Regions from separate parts of the Mus musculus genome. Here region 2 is linked to region 1. A link is a contact called in ENCODE POLR2A ChIA-PET data. All regions are on one chromosome and are shown on one strand. The core of a region is the stretch at or near the end of the contact, and the rest is flanking DNA. Distances in the headings are between cores, read along the strand shown.

Evidence for each region. ChIA-PET counts read pairs that join two places held with the same protein, here RNA polymerase II (POLR2A).
Region 2: POLR2A ChIA-PET joins it to region 1 with 15 read pairs in Patski. The contact joins the promoter of Rnd2 here to the promoter of Ptges3l in region 1. POLR2A ChIA-PET finds 5 or more read pairs at or near these places in 3 of 5 experiments (Patski and embryonic stem cell).

Annotation. Positions count from the first base shown.
Region 1 is chr11:101,423,182-101,428,903 of GRCm38, reverse strand. It overlaps Ptges3l (prostaglandin E synthase 3 like), which reads left to right and starts at 3,576. Exons shown (of 7, transcript NM_001357574.1): 1 at 3,576-4,288; 2 at 4,636-4,749; 3 at 4,861-4,927; 4 at 5,026-5,124. The coding sequence starts at 4,281. It overlaps Rundc1 (RUN domain containing 1), which reads right to left and starts at 3,819. Exons shown (of 5, transcript NM_172566.4): 1 at 3,294-3,819. The coding sequence starts at 3,800.
Region 2 is chr11:101,464,978-101,470,292 of GRCm38, reverse strand. It overlaps Rnd2 (Rho family GTPase 2), which reads right to left and starts at 2,118. Exons shown (of 5, transcript NM_009708.2): 1 at 1,854-2,118; 2 at 1,273-1,360; 3 at 171-280. The coding sequence starts at 1,955. It overlaps Vat1 (vesicle amine transport 1), which reads left to right and starts at 4,094. Exons shown (of 6, transcript NM_012037.2): 1 at 4,094-4,585. The coding sequence starts at 4,160.

The DNA of each region.
Region 1 (5,722 bases), core at 2,327-4,826:
ACTTGGAAAGGTTATAGGTATTTCTGTAAAACAGGAAACAAGGAAATGTAAGTGCCTAAGGCACAGAAATACAGAAGCCAAGTCACAGGGATGGGACGTGAACAGTGTGGTGTGTGGGTGTGTGAGTGGGGAAAATTTCTGAGAACAACCCCTTTCTCCCTGACAGCTACCACATAGCTTCTGTCTTTATGTTACTAAGTGTCCTTTACGGGGATCAAGTCTTGCCAACATATTCTTAGATACTGGGCCATCATCATTTTGAGTACAAAAACAAAACAAAACAAAAAGCAAGCCAGATGTGATATGTACACATGTACTCCTCAGTGAGTTCCAGGCTAGCCTGGGCTACATATACAGACTCTATCTTAACAACCACCACTGAAAAAAAAAAAACAAAAACAACCAACTAAACAACCAAAAACCAAAACAAAACAAAAAAAGGAGCAGAGGCACTAAACCACTCATAGATATAAGGCTGCATTATAAACTAGGATCTACACAGAATTAAAGTCAGCCTTAAAGTGGTACTTACCAAGCCCTCAAGCAGCAAGGTAGGAGAGAGGAGAGAGAAAAGACAAAAAACAAAGAATTACGTTTTCCTCCAGCTTCGTAAAGAGCAATCCCCTCCCTTTAGCTTTGTTGGCGACGCCTCAGGATGCTCTCCAGCTCTTCCTGAGTGTTGCTGCTGTTCCTCATAGCCCCATTCTTTTTTTTTTTTTTTTTTTAAAGATTTATTTATTATTATATGTAAGAACACTGTAGCTGTCTTCAGACACACCAGAAGAGGGAGTCAGATCTTGTTACGGATGGTTGTGAGCCACCATGTGGTTGCTGGGATTTGAACTCTGGACCTTCGGAAGAGCAGTCGGGTGCCCTTACCCACTGAGCCATCTCACCAGCCCCATAGCCCCATTCTTTTCCTCAGTTACTAACTAGGCCTCCACTGAAAAAGCCTTCTCTGGTTTTCTCCAGGAAGAACAAGTCATTTCTTCCTTTGTATTGTGTACACTTAGTCATTATAGTGTTTGTTTAGGACCTGTCTCTACTAATCTACAAACTCAAGGACCTTGACTTTTGATGTTCAATATACCTAGAACTGTGCCCAGTACGGGTGAATTCTCAATATATTTATTTCTTTTCCTTAAAAAAAAAATCTTTACATTTTTATTTTATGTTCCTGGATGACTTGCCCACACGTATGTCTGTGCACTACAGGAGTGTCTGGTGCCCACAGAGCCTAGAAGAGGGTCCCCAATCATTTGAACAGCATGTATAGACAGTTGTGAGCTGCTGTGTAGATACTGGGAATCAACCCTGGGTCCTCTGCAAGAGCAGCCTGCTCTGATCCACTGAACCATCTCTCCAGACCTCATTACATATTTCTTTTATGTTTTTTGAACTAAATTAGGTATAGAACAACAAACTCCAAATAATGAACTGGAGGAAATTGTCTAACTACCCAAAAGAGAAAGAAACAAAAACATAGTCTATCTTTGTCATTCCTTTGTGAAGCCAATGAAGAAAGAAACCAGCTATAAATCCTGATTTGTTTCCATGACTACACCTGCCAAGTCTGTCACTCGCTGTCATCGTTACAGCATATTTGCTGGAATTAATCAAACAAGTTTATCAGCAAGACCAAATAAGTTCTGGGGCAAGGCAGGAAATAATATGTTTAATGTCCAGTACACATTGAGATAAAGTTGAAGGTAATTGGGAGAGACTGGTGAGATAGCTAACTTGGTAGTGTGCCTGCCTCGAGTGTACTAGGTTCTGGGTTCAAACCCAAGCACTGACTAACTCCGGTTGGTCCACCTGCCTATAATCTCAGTATCCAGAAGATGGAGGTGGGATGAGGAGAAATTCAAGGTTAGGAACACCAAGCCTGATGGCTTGTGCTTGATGTCTCGAACTCACATTCTAAGGAGAGAACTAACTCCTAAAAGCTGTCCTCTGACCTCCACAAGTAGGCTGTGACACCAGCACTGTGCTCCTACACACACACACACACACACACACACACACACTAAAACCCAAAAAAACTTCAAGATGATTCTATAGCAAGTTCTGGGTCAGAGAGCCTGTCTTTTAAAAAAAATCAATAATAATAATTTTCAAGAGCTGAGGACATAGCTTAATTGGTGACAGAGTGCTTGTCTACAACATGCAACTTCCTGGGTGCCACCCCCAAGACTGTTCCCTTTGCCCCCCCCAAAGCAGAAAAAATATATCATTTTGCCCAAAGAATGTACTTAACAATACAGCTGCTTAATTGGCAGAGCGAGGACAATTTTTTTATGTCATTACCTTGACAATTTTTTCTGAAAGTGACAATAAAAAATAGAGACAGTACCATCTCTGCCCAGGACCTTCCATGGCATTCAATACTGGACAGGGCCTGGCCACTTTTTAAGTCTGTTGACTTGTGGTTGACTGCTCCTTGTGCAAGGGTATATGGGTATGAGAAGGAAGGAACTGGAAACACTTCAGATCAGCATAAGTCACTATCTCCTACCAATAAGTTTTCTTGGCTAAACCATTTTGAGTGGGAAGAAAGCCACATGTGGACTGCAATCTGCACAACAGGAAGCGGAAAAGGCGGCCTGTCTCAAAACTTCCAGCTTCCAGACGTTCAAAGTTTGTAAGGAATCTTCCCGCGTTGTGGTTTACAGAATTTCCTTGCTTCTTCGGTGTACTGAAGAACGCACTGGTCAGTCAGAAGGCCCCGTTCAGAGAACCCCGTTATTAACCAGGATGGCAGAGCAGTCTGAAAACACTGTCAGGACATCCTTATAGTCAGGTGTGTTTCTTTCCACTGCCAAGGGATGGTGTCTGTTCACCAAAGCCGTCACTGAGATAAGACAGCATAAAGATCACAGCCTATCTATATGCCAAAAAAAGCACGGGGCATTAATTTCAATTTCCATGGATTCCAATTCACTTCCCTTTCACTTAACACTTCTCCCGTTCCCAATGTTCATTCTATCAATAAGTGCTCAGGGTATATACTTCAGGGTAGAGAGAGTGACACAAATACACACTCAAGTACCTCAAAGTCGACAGAGGCAGCACGGCTTCCATTACCAACTGCCTTTTCAATACTCTTTAAGGCTCGCCATATGTCTTTCTGCATCTTCCTGACTCTTCTCTCTATCTTGCATACACGTGCCTATAGTACTTCCAGCTCGGTCGCTCCTCACCCTTTCTACCTCGGTCCGTGTCAGCATCACCACCCACAAACTCCCCGCCTGCATCATCTTCATCCGCATCCGGAACTAGCGGCAGACACTCACCTGGTCCTCACCCCGCACCCGTGGCCGGTCCCCCGGCAGCACATCGCTTTCGTCACCGCCACAAGGGTCTGCCAGCCCCTCGTAACCCAGGACGTGAGGACAGCCGCGGAAGGCAAAGTCTTCGAGCTCGCGCAGGAGACGCTGCTGCTCCGCCGGCGCCCCGCGCACTACCTGGCGCAGACGGAACTGCACCTGCGCGAAGTGCGAGGACAGCGCGAGCAGGGCCGAATCCAGCTGCCGCCGCTCGGCTTCCAGCCGCCTCAGCGTGCGGACAGTCGCGTCGGATGGAGAGCCCGGAGCCGCTCCAGGCTCTTCGGCTGCCGCCGCCTCCGAGAACGTCGCCGCCCCAGGACCGGCCTCGGCCACTGCCCCCACGGGAGCCCAGCGCACAGTCTCGCATGGTGGCAGCGACTCCTCCTCCTCTTCTTCTTCTTCCTCGTCCTTCGCCTTAGGCCCGACAGCGGTCACCACAGTTCCTAGCTCCGTAGCCACTTCCACCGTCGCCATCTTCCCGGAAACGCCGCCCGCACGTCAGTGGCGCCCCCTTGCTGCCATGGCAACGGGCTCTGGCAGGGAAGCCTGGACGAGTGGTGGGCGGGTCTTGCACTCCTCCAATCTCGGGAGGGCCCGCCCCCTCGGGACTTTAATGCATTTTGTGAATTAGACACTTTGAGTTGGAGGAACAAGTGAATGAAACCGAGAACAAGTAACTTCCTGCATATAGGGGCTAGAGTAGCCCTTTCCCTGGATAGAGAGTAGATATTGTATTTCTGATATGTTTATTTCTGGAGACCCCGAGATGTAGAAAACGCTCCCGGTGTCCTTCTGGAGTCCAAATCACTCTTGCTGTCAAGCCAACTTTCTTTCCCTCCCTCGCAACCCTTCCTCCTACCATATAAGGAGAGGCAGCTGCTAGGAGCCTCCTAGAATCTAAAGATAGAGGCCTTTTCTTGGGACTCCAAAAGCCACGGGGCAGCTGGAGTCACCATGGAACGGTGAGTTTCAGGCCGCCATCATACAGGTCCTACATATTCCCCTGTCCGTTTTCCTGCAGATTTCCTCTCCCACATTTGTAGAAGCCGCTGAGTCTGCCCACCAGCACCCCAGACTCCACGTCTCTGTGACTGTGGGTGAGAGGGGGTGGTGAGATCTGAACGTATTTTCTAACTCCTTACTTCCCTTGGCTCTCTGGGTTTATTCTCGCCACCTCTGCCCACTCCCACTACTCCCCTCTGTCTGGTTCAGTGGCACCACGTACGACTCTACTGTCTCCTCCCTCCACCTTTCCATATTGCCTTCAGTCTTGCCCACCCCTACCAAGCCCCACCTCCAACCTCTTCAGGCAGCCTGCCCGGACTCTGTGGTACGACAGACCCAAATATGTTTTCATGGAGTTTTGCGTTGAGGACAGCACCGACGTCAGTGTGCTCATTGAGGACCACCGCGTCGTGTTCAGGTAGTAGTCTTCCCCTGTGGACTGGCCTGGGGTCTCAAGAACCGTTCCTATCCTCCTGGTGTCTCAAGAACTTATCCTGTCACTTCCTATGTCTCTTTACTGTAACTTTAGCTGCAGGAATGGTGATGGAGTGGAGCTGTATAACGAGATTGAATTCTATGCCAAGGTGAACTCCAAGGTGAGGGCAGGGTAAGGATAGTCATATCTGAACAAGAAAGGCTGGCCAAGCAAGGAGACTGGAAGTTTATCCTAAAAATAAGGCTATCTGTCTGACAGGACTCCCAGGATAAGCGTTCTGGTCGCTCCATTACTTGCTTTGTGAGGAAATGGAAGGAGAAGGTGGCCTGGCCTAGGCTCACAAAGGAGGATATAAAGGTGAGTGTGTGTGCAGGAGTGGTCTACTCCTGTGCTCTCCCTTCATCTGAGCATTCTCTCTGTGCACCCAAGCATCAGAGTTATATCTGGAGCTGTGTTTGGCTTCTTTCCAGTCACTATTTTAGGGAGTCCTCTGGGTCGTGTGTATTTGATATTCTATTTATTCTGAAATCTATATATTTCCTCCTAGTCTAGACAGCAACCACCAGGGTTTGTTGGGGGAAGTAGGTTTTTGTCTGTTCGCTTTTGTTTTTGAGTCAAGCTCTTTTGTTGTTGCTCAGGCTGGCCTTGAACTTGCCATCCCTCTGCCTCAGCCTCCTGAACATTGATATTGCAAGCATGTGTATGACATTACAGGTATTATTATCGTTGCCTATTTTCTGTCTCATTTCTTTTTTGTTTGTTTGTTTTAAAGATTTATTTTATTTATATGAGTACACTGTAGCTGTCTTCATAAACACCAGAAGAGGGCATCTGATCTCATTACAGATGGTTGTGAACCACCATGTGGTTACGGGGAATTGAACTCAGGACCTTCAAAAGAGCAGCCAGTGCTCTTAACCGCTGAGCCATCTCTCCAGCCCTTCTGTCTCATTTC
Region 2 (5,315 bases), core at 869-3,368, 43 kb before region 1:
TAAACAGACCCCAAGGCCCCAGGACCACTTCCAGCTCAGAGACAGACTTGCAGGTGAAAGGCAAGGAGGCTGGAGCAGAGGGATGACAACTTCAGCCACTACTGTTACTCCCTCCTCTGGGTTCATGCCCTTCACGCCTACTCTCCTTTGTAGTTTCCCCAGACTCCCACCTTCTTGAGGACACTGTCCAGTGTTTCTGGCCGGCTAATGTCAAAGCAGATAAGCACAGCATCAGAATCCGGGTAGGCCAGAGGCCGGACATTGTCATAGTAAGAGGAACCTGGAAGAAAGAAAGAAGGCAAACAGATAAGGCAATCTGAGGGGGCAGCTGGCCTGGAAGCGGGTAAGGGACTCAAGTGACCCTGGTCAAGGGATAAAAAGCAAATACCCGTCACAAAGTGTGTCTCAAGAGTAGGCAGAGGGGCTGGTGAGATGGCTCAGTGGGTAAGAGCACCCGACTGCTCTTCCTTCCGAAGGTCTGAAGTTCAAATCCCAGCAACCACATGGTGGCTCACAGCCATCTGTAATGAAATCTGACTCCCTCTTCTGGAGGGTCTGAGGACAGCTACAGTGTACTTACATGTAATAAATAAATAAATGAATAAATAAAACTTAAAAAAAAAAAAAAAAAAGAGTAGGCAGAGAGGAGCAGAAGCAGTGGGAAATGGCTTATGGGTTCCTCTGATCTCACACTGATAATCTGTAATCTTCTGGAGTTTGGAAGCCCTTTAAGAATCTCAGAAAATCTACCACCATTCTGACAAATTTTGTGCGTGCTTTCTGGGCTTTGATGACACATCTTCTAAAGTCCTCCAGGGAACGGAGTAAAAATAAAAACCCTTCCCATGAGGTTGGAGCAAGGACAGGGAGCCAGTGCTCCTGTTCTCCTGGGACTCTAGTTCAGTCTAGAGGAAGAAAAAAAAAAAAAAAAAAAACTACTTTCCACCACCTTCCCCCACCCCAGTAATTCTAAATAGCTTTCCTAAACCCAGTCCTATTTCCTAAGAAACATGTTCCAAAATAAATCATTTCTTTCCAAGTTCCTTGGGTAAGCAGAACCCAGCTGCAGGGCCGATATTAGACTTCCTACGTGGTTTCTGTCAGGCCTAAGAAACTCTGCCTCAGTTTCCCTGGCTCAAAAGAGAAACTGATGTTCTGCTCTAAAACTGGATGGATGTCTGAGCTGACCTGGAATCTCAGGTTCTGGCCAAGGGAGGGGCTAGAGGAAGGGACCTTGGCCGCCGTCAGGGTGACCCCGAGGGACTTGGCTACCTGAAGTATCCCACATGTTGAGCTCAATGCGGCGCTTGTCGATCTCGAAGCTGGCAGTGTAGTTCTCAAACACCGTGGGGACATAACTCTGCAGACACGGATGGGTCAAAATGAGAGAGAGCTGCTCTCCAGTACTCACTCACCCTGACAACTGCCCTCCTCCCTCGACACCCGGTCCAGCTCAGTCCCTAGACAGAAGTTGGTCTGAGGCTGGGCTAAGGGAAGATCCGGGGAGCTACTGCCTCCACCTCCTAGCTAGACTCTCAGATAACCCCCCTTCCCGGGTCCCTTTAGCCCCTAGTTTTTTCTCTCTCGGATGCCCGGGACCTCAGTCATTCTCCCGGAGCGCCCTTCCGGATCCTCTGATGCTCCTAAGCCCCATCCATTTCACCGCGTTCCTTGATTCCTTCCACTCCAATCCTCTGCAGTCCTTTCAGACCCCCCAACGCCTCCTTCCCTTCCTCTGAGCCTCTTTCTCTCCTCCCTGGTTACCCTGGTACCGGTTTCCAGCGGCCCCCGGGGCCCCTATAACCCACTCCCCGCAGCCTCGGTGCCCCTCTCTCCAGACGCCAATTCCTCACCCCGGGGTAGGCGTCCTTGGCGAACACCTGCAGCAACGCTGTCTTGCCGCACTCCGCGTCCCCCACCACTACGATCTTGCAGCGGCCACTCTGCCCCTCCATGGTCCCGGCTACGCGCCGGCCCCCCACGCCGCCCCCCTCCCGGGCACAGCCGCCGCTTCTGCCGCCTCCTCCCCCGCCGCTGCAGCTGCAGCCTCTCGGGCCGCCGACACCGGCATCTCGCGGGCCCGCGCCGAGCCCCCGCCCGGGGCTGCGGGCCCCCTCCGCCCCGCCCCTAGCCCGCGGGCCGCACCTCTGGCCCCGCCTCCCACCCGCACAGCCGAGGGGCGGGGTTCGGGACGGGGCGGGGCCTGGGAGGAGGGGAGGGGGACCCGAGTTAGACTCTAGCGCGCAGCTGTGACCCCAGGAGCGCCTGAGGGTTTGTGGCCAGCGAGCCCCGTTTATTTGAGTTCCTCGGGCATGGAGGCTGGGCTGACCGAGGGCGAAGTTCTGAAGGGTCAGCTGCGAAGCTCCATACACGGGCGCAAGGCCTGAGCCTTCTGTGTGCCCACGCGTGCACGCAGGTGTGCTAGTGCGGCGGACACGCGCGGCGGCAGCAATCTATTTCCCGAACACAGGGGGGCGTGAGATGTTAGGAAAGGGAGGATTTTTGATTTTTGTCTCCCTCCTCCACTCTCGGGTCCAGACAGAGCTTAGGGAAATGGAAGTACGGACCTTAGCACTCCCACCCTACATTAGTGACATCATAGCTTTCTATCTCCATAACGACGGGTGGCGGGATCTAGGCCTGTGACCAACCTAGAAGCATGGACTAAGTTCCTCTAGCCAAGTACTGAGTGGAAAGTTTTAGGGGAGCTTTTGCGTCCTCTGGTGGATGTTTTGGTAGAAAGAGCAAAGGGAAGGCTAAGGAAGCTAGAATCCTTTGACAGCTAAGCTGGGCCAGAGCTAAGCCCCAAAGCCAATTTCAGCCTCATCTCAGACTAGCAATAAGCAAACCGCCATTTGCATGACATCTTTTGCCTAGAAGAGGATGGAGAAAGGGGCTTGGAGGGCTGTGATCGGGATGTAAAGTGAATGAATGAATGAATGAATGAACAAATAAATACACATACATACATACATGCATACATAAGTGAAAAAAATCCTTCTTTAGCCGGGCATGGTGCTGCACGCCTTCAGTCTTAGCACTCATGAGGCAGAAGCAGGCAGATCTCCCTGAGTTTGAGGCCACTCTAGTCTATATAATGAGTTCCAGGTCAACCAGGTCTAAATAGAGAAATCCTGTCTCAAAACAAACAAAACTCTTCTTTAAGTCGAAGATGTTCATTTTAATGTTATCTCGTTTTGAATAACCGTGTAAAGGTAACTAAAGCACACAATCTCATCGCTGTTTTACAAAAAGTAAACAGACACACAGCATTAACACCCAAAACTGTTAAGTTTAAGTTAGAGATGTAACTCGGGAGTAGAGCTACATTCATGAGGCTCTGGGTTCTATCCTCAATTCCAACAAAAGGAAAAGAGAGTGTGAAAGAAAAGGGAGGTGGTGGCACATGTCATTTTAACCACAGAACTCCGGAGGCAGAGCCAGCCTTGTATTCATGGCACCTTCTAGGCTCCAGGCCAGACCTGGCTACATGGTGAGACCCTGTCTTAGAGGTTCTCATGCTTGTAGTTTGCCACTGCAAGAACATAGTGAGTAAGCCGGGCGTGGTGGAGCACACCTTTTATCCCAGCACTTGGGAGGCAGAGGCAGGCGGATTTCTGAGTTCGAGGCCAGCCTGGTCTACAAAGTGAGTTCCAGGACAGCCAGGGCTACACAGAGAAACCCTGTCTCAAAAAACAAGCAAACAAAAGAACATAGTGAATAAAGTCTGCTTATTAGTAAACGGTAGAGTTCAACCTGAGGCACAATTTCACCGGAGTCTGATCCACAGGTGGCTAGATTATAAATTCAGATTTTAAATTATCCTTCAGACTGTGTCACGACAACTTTTAATTCGTATAAGGCTTTCTACGAATAAATCAAGTCTTAGACTCGGCATGCCCCAGAATCTCCTCATGCTTATCAGTCACACGCACGTACACCACCACCCTCCACCTGCACCGCTAGTCTTTTCGCGCCCTCGCAGCTCGGTCAGCAGAGGGACTAGCCCTTTAAGTCCGCCCGCGAAGCCCCACCCCCCGAGCAAGGCCCCGCCCCACCCACTGGTGTCCGCAGCCTGCGCTCTTCCTGACGCGTGTCCCGCCCTTCCCAGCTGTGCACCGGTTCTGTACAGCTGGGAACGCACGTCGCGAGTCTAGCCATGTCCGCGGAGAGGGAAGCAGCTGAGGCGGCCACTGTGGCAGCGGCGACCGAGGCCGGGGCGGAGACCGGGACCGGAGCCGGGGAGGGTGCGCCTTCGCAGCCCCCGACAGTCGAGGTGGCAAGCGACCCGCAGCCACCCCCGGCCCCCGAAGCGTCAGCATCCGCTTCGGCACCGCCACTGCGCTGCCTGGTACTCACCGGCTTCGGTGGCTACGATAAGGTGAAGCTGCAGAGCCGGCCGGCGGTGCCCCCGGCCCCGGGTCCGGGTCAATTGACGCTGCGCGTGCGAGCCTGTGGGCTCAACTTCGCCGACCTCATGGGCCGCCAAGGGCTGTACGACCGACTACCGCCTCTGCCGGTCACCCCCGGCATGGAGGGCGCGGGCGTGGTAGTGGCAGTGGGCGAAGGCGTCGGCGACCGTAAGGTGAGCGGTAGCAGGGCAGGAGTGGGCGCGTGCCGGGGGTGTGGCCGGGCCGGGAAGCCAGCAAGGACGCGGGTGGACTAAACATGGAACACATGGAAAGCAATTTATGTCTCCAGGCGTCTGGGAAAAGGATTTACTGGGAACTGGCAACAGTGTTATTGCCCCTTCCCAAAGCATTTTTTAGTAGTGGCCGCCGCCCCAAGCGGAGTTGGGGGGAAAACAATAAGGCGCCCAGGCGCATGCGCAGGATGACCTGCTCGCCCCCCTCCCACCCCCTTCCCCAAGTAAAACCACACCTGTACCCCTGCCCACTAAACACTCCCGGGGCAGTTGTGGTTTGTGACTCTGAGTGGTGGCTAACTCCCCCTTCCCTCCCGAGGGAGCTTTGAGAAGCTATGTAGATGGGGTTAGGCGGAGGCTCAGAGGCCGTGCCAGAGCGCTAGTCACATGCAGCCCCGTGGTGTATGGGGGTGTATGACGGCCCCTCCCCGAGCTGGGCCAAAGGGGACACACCCATCATGGAGCCCAGAGAGGCTGGCTTCCCCCACCGCCACGGGCCTTACGCTACTACTCGGGTATTTGACGTGGGGGAGGCGGGAATCAGTCTCCCATCTTTGTCTTGGGCTTGCTTTCTCGTGACTGCAACTCCATCCCTTCTTCAGTGACTCAGCTAGCAGGCCACGACCCAGGGTTACCCTTGGGAACTTCCGGCCCAAACCGCTGCTCCTCC